2 separate regions of the Homo sapiens genome follow, and region 2 is linked to region 1. A link is a loop called in an ENCODE intact Hi-C map of the cell type or tissue named here. Cell type or tissue: HepG2. All regions are shown on one strand. Each heading gives the region's core, and the rest is flanking DNA. Links, peaks and the distances in the headings are about the cores only.

What was found. Peaks named below come from ENCODE experiments on the same cell type or tissue, not always from the same donor. Only the 100,000 strongest peaks of a DNase experiment are listed, where the experiment ranks them.
Region 2: it touches region 1 in a loop (16-fold over the local background); 10 of 110 quality-filtered maps call a loop at or near these places.

Annotation. Positions count from the first base shown.
Region 1 is chr11:31,231,317-31,235,723 of GRCh38, reverse strand. All of the region lies in intron 9 of DCDC1 (doublecortin domain containing 1), which reads left to right. Among named protein-coding and RNA genes, the nearest start is that of DCDC1, 140 kb to the left of the region's middle. In HepG2, for the core only: a CTCF peak has its summit at 2,093 (motif pointing right); no DNase peak of the experiment used is centred there.
Region 2 is chr11:30,958,571-30,962,977 of GRCh38, reverse strand. The region is part of intron 20 of DCDC1 (doublecortin domain containing 1); the gene reads left to right. Among named protein-coding and RNA genes, the nearest start is that of LINC02859, 230 kb to the right of the region's middle. In HepG2, for the core only: a CTCF peak has its summit at 2,382 (motif pointing left); a DNase peak (open chromatin) is centred at 2,387.

The DNA of each region.
Region 1 (4,407 bases), core at 318-4,317:
AATTCTGAACATTTTGATGAAAAGTGAATTCCATTTGGGGATCATCTAGGAATATGTCTCCATCTTTATCAACATATTAAAAATATTAGTTATCACCTTACTTTTCTTGATTAATTAAAAATTATTTAAATTGTTTCATTTTATAATACTTTTTGAATGAACTAATATGGAAATATTTAAAAATCATTTATCCTCTGTACTTGTGACTGAATAGAAAATTTTATAAAAATCCCAATTTAAGTGTTTTAATTATAATACAGATAAAGTAAACTTAATATGGATACAGATTGACTTAACAAGGAAAGTTGTGTTTTTTTTTTCTACTCAACTCTCCCTTTACAGAATATGGACCATTTTTCTAAGTTTATAGAGGTAGGCACTTTAAGTTTCCCTGAGATGAATAATTTGGCATTAATATATTATTAATGCATTTTTTCTAATACACTGTTGATGTATTTGCTTTTTATGTCTGTGTGTGAATGACTTCCATAATTGTAAAAAATGGAAATGATTATAACCTAAATTTATTTTTATTTTCTGACCAAAAATTTATTCTCAGACATCCTAATGTTATATCCCCACTTATATTTAAGATCATTCTTTAGTTAGATGAAGATATCCTTCTTTAGTTAGATGAAGATATCTTATGTGGAAATTTCTAATCATATTGGGTAGAAATATTGCATTTTAAAAACTCCAAATAAAGATAGAATTGTCCAGGCAAAGTACTTGAAAGTAGACCTGACAAATGTTCTTTAAATTACTCAACCACCTACAGGTATTATTGCCTATGACTCTTTTGAAATGAGAATAAATTTTATAGAGTTACAGCAGCAAAGTGAAAGAGTGTGTTTGATAGATTCCCTGAACAGTTTCAACACCCACAGGTATTATTTGTAAGAAAACAATCATGCTGAGTCTTCAGCTGGTTAGAGAGGGCATAGCATTCTATCTTCACCTGACATCCTATCTGTTCTGTCAACATCCTGGGCCCCCTGCCTCCTGCCCCCTCCTCCGAAAACAATAATGCTCACTGAGAGGTTCGTGTGAACGGACAAGAATATGAATTTTTTTTCCTTGAAGAACTAAAACAGTATTGAATACACATTCTTAGTAGGAGGAAAACCAACTCTCTTAAGGATTGACTAGTATTTTCTATTTACTATTCAAATGGATCAGTGTTGTCAATGATTGCTAGTTAAGATCTTTGGTTCTTGAGAAGTCTGACTAATGATTGATAAAGCAATTGTAAACATCTTGGGTATCATTGCTTTGCTTTATTTTATTCAGAGACATATATAGTGGCTTCCTCACTTCTTGTTAGTAGCGTTAGTTCGAGTAAACATCAATCTTACAACAAACTTCTGATTTTCAAATAATAAAATTCATTCTTTGCTCTTATTTTATATATGTTGCAAAAGGTGGGAATTAATGTAACATTAATTTATTGCTCTCTTTCATAAAACTTTCTCAATTATGTTAGAAAATCAATTTTACATAACCTCCCTAAAATAATCAGTATCCTGTTACATTTCTAAAATATTTGAAGTTTCTGAACATAGCCAGTCATGCATGGAAAAAGGATATGGCAAGAGTTCATTTATCAACACTTAATATGTGTGACTGGGAAGTAAATGTTGAAAGCTTTAGAGAAAAGAATTACAGCATAAATAAAAGGTGCTGGAAAGGGCTTCAGCCTTGGCAAACCACAGGTGAGTTACATCTTTTAGAACTGTACAGCACAATACACTATCCCTTGTGTTTTTAAATTAAAATTAAATAAAATTGAAAATTGGGTTCCTCAGTCTCACTAGCCACATTTTGATTACTCAATAGCTACATCATCACTGAAAATTCCACTGGACAATTCTTTTTTAGAAGGCAAAAATTCGGTCAGATACTCCATTTATACTTCTGGCATTGGATTCCTCATTCTGTGATTAACAAGGTGACAAATCTTTTAACATGATCAGGATCTAATTTGGTGTTGGGTAGATAAGGTGCTCCAGTCCTCATAAAGCAAAACAAAGCAAATATTTTGAAAACAAAACAAAACACATATAGTTCACAATCTGTTTGCCTTCCAACCACCAGGTGGACACCTTTAGGCCCTTCAGTGTCTCTTAAGATCCTTATAAGTGAACTATATAGTGTGGCATCTTTGGGGACTACAATTCTACCAGTCACTGATTTAACCTTATCTTTTGGGTACCTCCCCACCCCCAAAAAGTAATTAGAGAACCAAAGAAGACAAACTCAAATGATGAAGTGTTGAGTACCACATATGTGCTCTGTCTGTGTGTTAACCAGTGTTGAAAATACAGGAGAATTCTCTAAGGCCTAACCCTCAGGAAGCTAACTTTCTTGTTTTGGAGACAAAGCATACCCATGTGAAGCTATTAGGAAATATGCTTATCAGTATAAAAATAAGTGCTAAAATATGTGATACAGATTCTATGTATTATGGGAACTTAAAAGAAAGACTAGCATGAATAGAATGAAAGTGAGGTTGAAATGAATTTTAAAGGCTGCATAATCCAGTCCTCTCATTTTATAGATAATAAGACAATAATACTTACCTCATTGAGCTGTTGTGAAGATTAAATAAGGTATATAAGACTCTTTTTTTTTTTTTTGAGATGAAGTCTCACTGTATCACCCAGGCTGGAGTGCAGTGGCACGAACTTGGCTCACTGCAACCTCCACCTCCCAGATTCAAGCCATTCTCCTGCTTCAGCCTCCCGAGTAGCTGGCGTTACAGGCACATGCCACCATGCCCGGCTAATTTTTGTATTTTAGTAGAGATGGGTTTTCACCATATTGGCCAGGCTGGTCTCGAACTCCTTACCTCAGATGATCTGCCCACCTCAGCTTCTCAAAGTGCTGGGATTACAGGCATGAGCCACCAAAGATTCTTAAAACAGTACCTGGAACCTAGTAAGTGCTCACTGGGGATTAGCTATCATCACCAGCATCTTTATTATTAATATTATAAAGTAATTAACACCAATGGCAGTAAGGTCCTTGTCTAAGGTGAGACAGCAAGATAGAGTTGTAATGGCACTAAAGCCTATCTTCATTAGCAAATGTAAGGCATGTTTTATTAACTGAAGTATGGGCAGAGTTTGAAAAGGAGATTGAGATAGGCAGTGGCATGAAGTCAGGAGTGAACAAGATTTCAAGCAGGTTATATGTGATTTTTAAAAAAGGATATCAGCGGCCTTTGGAAGATAATGAAAACTTAGAGTGAATAGGATTAAAGAAAAAATTGGCGTTAAAGAATTAAGGGCAGTGGGTATAGATAGGACCTCTCAGAGGCTGAGAGTGGTTATATTTTTTTAAAGTTCACAGCATATTAAATAATGAAGAAATGCCAAAACAGGATTTTAAAACTGTTAAGTATATTTTAGATGATTAACCTTAAAATTAACTCTATTAACAAAAAGCACAGTATGATATAATTGTTCTATTTACATGATAATTAAAAGATTTCTAAAAAATATTAATTCATAACCCATGTTGGGGGCATGATCTGGTGATGGGACAGATATTTCAAAATGACTGTCTTCTCCAGAGTATCCTGTCACTGTATGTGTAACTTCTTGATTGTATGTGTAACTTTATTTGCAGATAATGAAAAAGGCTAAATTTGTGGCCTATTTTGAATGTAAGACTAAGGTCAGAAGACCTTCCTCAGTCTCAGGATCTGAGATCCTAACGTGGTTGGATAGTGTGGATGGGGAAAGCAAGTCATTGAGTTTGGAAAGCATATGCTAGAGTTTACTTTAGGAAGAAGATACACACTGCAGGAGAGCAAATCCACTCACAGCATACAAGACATGCCAAGAAGTGTTTTCCTTATTTTGTTTAAATCTTATTTTATCTTTCACACATGGTGGTGGGAGAAAAGTAAAACTAAATTTGATTCAGACCAAATAATTTAACCAGCTTATTTAGGCAACGCTCAGCCTTTTGAATAAAGATGCTCAGATGTTCATCTTTCTGCCATTTTTTTTTGTGTTCCCTCCAAGAAGTCATCTGTGTTTATGGAGGAGAAGGGCTTATTAAGTAACAATTGGGGTTGTTCCCCTGAAGGTATACAAAGAGCAGGAGATGTACAGTGATTTTAAGAGAATAAATGTCCAGATTCCCAACTCCTATATGCACTTTTTACTAAAATGATTCTGCTTGAGAATGTGCCTGCAGTGTGAGGGAATGCCGTCTCTTTTCTCTTTTCCCATTTTCCATTCACCCTTTAAAAAGGCAAAGCACACCTCTTCCTCATCCTGAGTCTATTCTGGCATATCACCTTGTGGTGTAAAAACCTCCAGGCACCAAACAAAGGGACACTTTGAAAATATTAGTGTCATAAACTTGTGATAGGGCTCCAAATCTTTCCTTGCTGTT
Region 2 (4,407 bases), core at 263-4,262, 270 kb after region 1:
GTTCCATCATAAGCAGGTATTGTTGAAGAAGGGATGGTTTTTTGTTTACAAATCTTGCACTTTGTAGAGACTACTGAGTTGCAAAGAGAGCTTTGCTTTTACAGCAAGTATGAAACTCTGACTATGGGAGATAATGATAGGTTTTTAGTGCTGAATATAAATTACTCCTATGTATCCAGAATCTAAATAACCAGGAAGCTCAACCAACTAGAAAAACAAAACAAAATAGCAGGTAAAAGACTTATGTTAAAAGCGAACTTCCAAGAGATGTCAGGATTGGCTTTGTATCCATTTGTATATCCATTTATTTTTCTAGACTAAATATATATGTACTACTGGCAATTATTATTAATGTACCATATGTTTCCACCATATTTAATAATTAATCTTTGAAAAATAAATTTAGATTGTGTTAAGGTGCTTAAAGAAAATCAGTTGAGAGGGATATAATATAACATTATGGAAATTATGATGAAATAAATATTCTTTTCAGTGTTATTGTTGAAATGATTTCTTATTCTTAGAAACTCCCAGCTATACAGGATGGATTATTATCATAGCATAGCATTCTCCTTCTTAGCCCTTAATTGCCATTAAAGTCCAGTTCCTGTTTTAAATAATTTGCTAGTTATCAAAATAATGTAAAGAGATAGGGCAAAGGGGCATGAATATACAATAAGGCAGATGAACAAATTTCAACTGTATTTATTAGTTTGTACAAAATATTCCAGAAATAAAGTAGAATAATGTTTAATTTACAAAAATTACTTGATCTTTGTAAATTTTGGCTTGCAAATTAATAATGCTGCAGTCTTTAGTGTCTTGTTTCTATTAGGATGAAGTTACTTAAAATTTAAATCTTAAAATAATTGTTTACATAAAATATTAATTTATCTTTAATGTTCATTGTCAGTTGCAAAATAAAAATGGGCTAAAATATTTCATACAGTGATACTGGTTAAAAACTAGAGAGTAATATTTGATGTATTCAGGTTTCAGCGGTGCATCTAACCTTTTAACCCTTATGCAGTGTTTAAGACCAGCTTGTGCATGTAGTTCCAAATTTGGAGTGATTTGTTCCCTGTCCAGAGTACTAGAACCCTAGAAAACTTCAAAACAGTTCAAATCCATGGAATTTTGATGGGCTATTTTCAAATTCCATCAAAGTAAGTCATTATTACTATTACTTTTTACAATCTATATATTTATTTTTCTTATCCTTTCCTTTTTTTCAGAGATGGAGTACTTAAATTCAGTCTTATAAACTGAATCCTATCAAAATTAATACACAAAATATATTATTGTACCCGTATGAATAATATCCTCTTCACTGTTTCTACGGAAACATACCATTTTAAATTCATTATAAATACATTCTAAGTGCTATTATCTTGTTGCTTAGGTAATCCTAAAAACTGAAAAGTGGTCAGCAAAATAAATAGCACCTTGCGTAAAACAAAACGTTAAAGCGTTTCTTTAACAGTCGTGGGATGTGAATCTGATCATTTTAACCCTCATGTTTGTTAGACACTGCTTATTTGAGCTGGAATTTGCTGGAATATCTGTTATTTATCTGTTATATACTGTACCAGATCCAAATGATATATTGTCTAATTTTATTACTATGTTCATTACCTTATTGGAAACAATACAATTTTGTCCTGATACAATATGAAAAAGACTATTTCTTTTCAACTAGGGCACATTTAGATTTGTTTTTGTTTTACTGTTGATTTCCAAGAGTGCTAAATAGTATCTTTTTGTTACTATGTATACAGACTTGCACAAATTTTCATAGTTGTAGTTCCATTAAAGGCACTGGACTCCAAAAAATTATCTAAAGTATTTTTGTTTTCCATTACTTTAAAAGATTAATTGAATAAAGCATTGTGGTGGATCTGTGGCTCCATTAATCATTCTGAAATTGATATGTTTAATTCTGGATTTTGTTTTTGAGAGAGGAGATAACTGTCAATCAAATATTGAACAGAGACCCTAGTATTTCTTTTAAGTTCAAATAAATCTGGGAGGAAATTGCAACTTTGTTCATACTCCTATCCATGGAAGTAGATACTCATGAAGTATCATAAATAGAATTTTGCCTTTAATGGGAAGGCAAAGCTAATAAAGACATTATATTAAATAAATAAAATTGCCTTTGAAGCTTATTTGGCTGCCTTGTGGGCTGTGTGTATACATGAGTGTTTTCAAGTAGGTCCTTCCAAAGCCTGAGATGTTTTGTTTTATATAACGTTTCTATCAGAAATACCAATTGTTCAAGAACACCCCTGTCCACACTGAAGAAAAACATGGAAATATTAAATAGAAGCAAGTTCTCCAGGGGACTACGAAAAGGCTGCCTGCAAGCATTGCATGAATCACTGTCTCCACCTAGTGCTAGCTTTTAAGAATTAGGATTCCAGAGAACTTACTGATGCTGTAAAGTTCTAATTTGTGTTGTGCACATGTGTTGTCATTATAGCTGGGCCAGCTAGTGCCATTACAGTTAAGGGTCTGTCAGCTTTTCATTTATAAAGCAGAATATTAAGAGTTCTATTGCTTTTACATGAAAGGTCAATCTGTGTCAGAACTCTGCAGTCTAATAGCCTTTGCTCTATGTTAATGTTTATTAACAGTGTAAGTTGAACATGACCGGCTCATTTTAAAGACACCCTGATGGGCTGAAGTTATATAGGCACTGCAACCAGATAATGAAAAACTGTAGAAGTAAACTAAGATGTGATTTTATATCCATACAAGTATGCTTATATAAGATATATACATATAGTTGTTCTATTATATATTTATACTTGAAGATTAAATTCCATCCCCAACACCCAACTTCTTGGTTGAGAGATAATTTAGATTGAATTTAGACTCTTTTATGGCATACTACCTGAGAGTATGATCAGATAGAGATTTAGATTGCTCCTCACCCGTGTCTTTTGGGTGCTTCAATTCGAGTTTCCTAGTAAACAGTAGCCTGAAGAAGTTTATATGCTAAGGTTTATTAGGAAGGGCAATCCCAGGTCAGCAAAAGTGAAAGAAAAATGAAAGCAGGGAAGGGAAGGAGGGAAATAAAGTACCAGGTGGAGTGTGATGGATTTGGCCATAGCTTCAAAAGTAAACTCACTTGGGACACGTTTCATCCAGGTTTGTAGGACCCACATATCTTGGGAAGGAAAGGAAAGGGATTTATTTATTGATTCCTCTTGTCCCTAGGTTCTAATTAGTCAAAGTTTGCCCCAAGAGGCATTGAGTCCCCCTCACTTCTGGATTATATAACTGATCCTCCGAGGACCTTTTAGGCAGTCACTGGGGAAGCCAGAGCCCATGCCCTGTGGGACAATATTTTATCTGAGACAGGAAGTGGTGGAATGACTGGTCAGCTCCAAGAAGTGGAGCACTCCAGTAGTTCAGTGGGTATGAAGGAACACTCCATACCCATGAGCATTCCATAGTTCAGTGGGTATGAAGGAAGCTGTGCCAAAGCCTGGCCCTCTCTCTGGGAGTATATAAGAGAATCAGTGCTGGTAGAAGACGAAGTGACTACAGTGGTCGCCTAAGATCTTCACTGAACATGTGAACAGGGAGGAGAATGGGGCTGAGCGAATTTGGAGAGGCACGTAAACCGGGCCCAGTACAGTCTACCTCTTAGGCCATTCAGATCCACTTGCACCTCTAACAATATCCCTATCTTATAGGAGAATAAGATGCCCTCAATTCTGCCTCAAGGGGTTGGGGTTATAGTTAAGTACTTCAATGTGGTCATCCGTTGCAGTCTCCTAAAATGACTCAAAAAGGGTTTGCAAATCAAGCCTCAACCTTCACTGCTGCAGTTGGTCCTAAGACTCTGATTGGAAGGCATCAACTTCCTCCTCTTCCATCAATTTTAGATTTCTCTTATTCTTGGCCAGTGCTTTGACTAGTGTGAGTTACTTTACCCAGGACTTTATCCTTGAGAAGTCTCAGCCCTTAATGTATTTGCCCATACTAGACTATGACTGATGCAATTGCCCCTTTCCTCTATTCACTGGGCATAGAAGCACTACCAAATGTCCCCAAGGTCCCCTGGGTTTCAGACCTTTGCCTCCACTGTGTAGGGGCAAATTTCAGTCCTCATGGCAATCAAGATCAATTCTCCAATCACTCCCCAGGTCAGTGGAAGACTTATTGCATCCACTGGCAGAAGTGTTACCACAGTGAAAATCAGTACCCAGCAAAGCCTAAGGTTTTAGAAATAGGAATACAGATTCTGAAGTAGCTTTTTGAAAGTGATGGCAAGAAGGGCCAGTCCTCCCTCTACCATTGGTTTCTGAACCCATGTATTCTAGCTGTTAAGGACACACCACCATGTAATGCTGGGATTATTGCATATACTGATCCTTAGGATAACACCCCAACCTT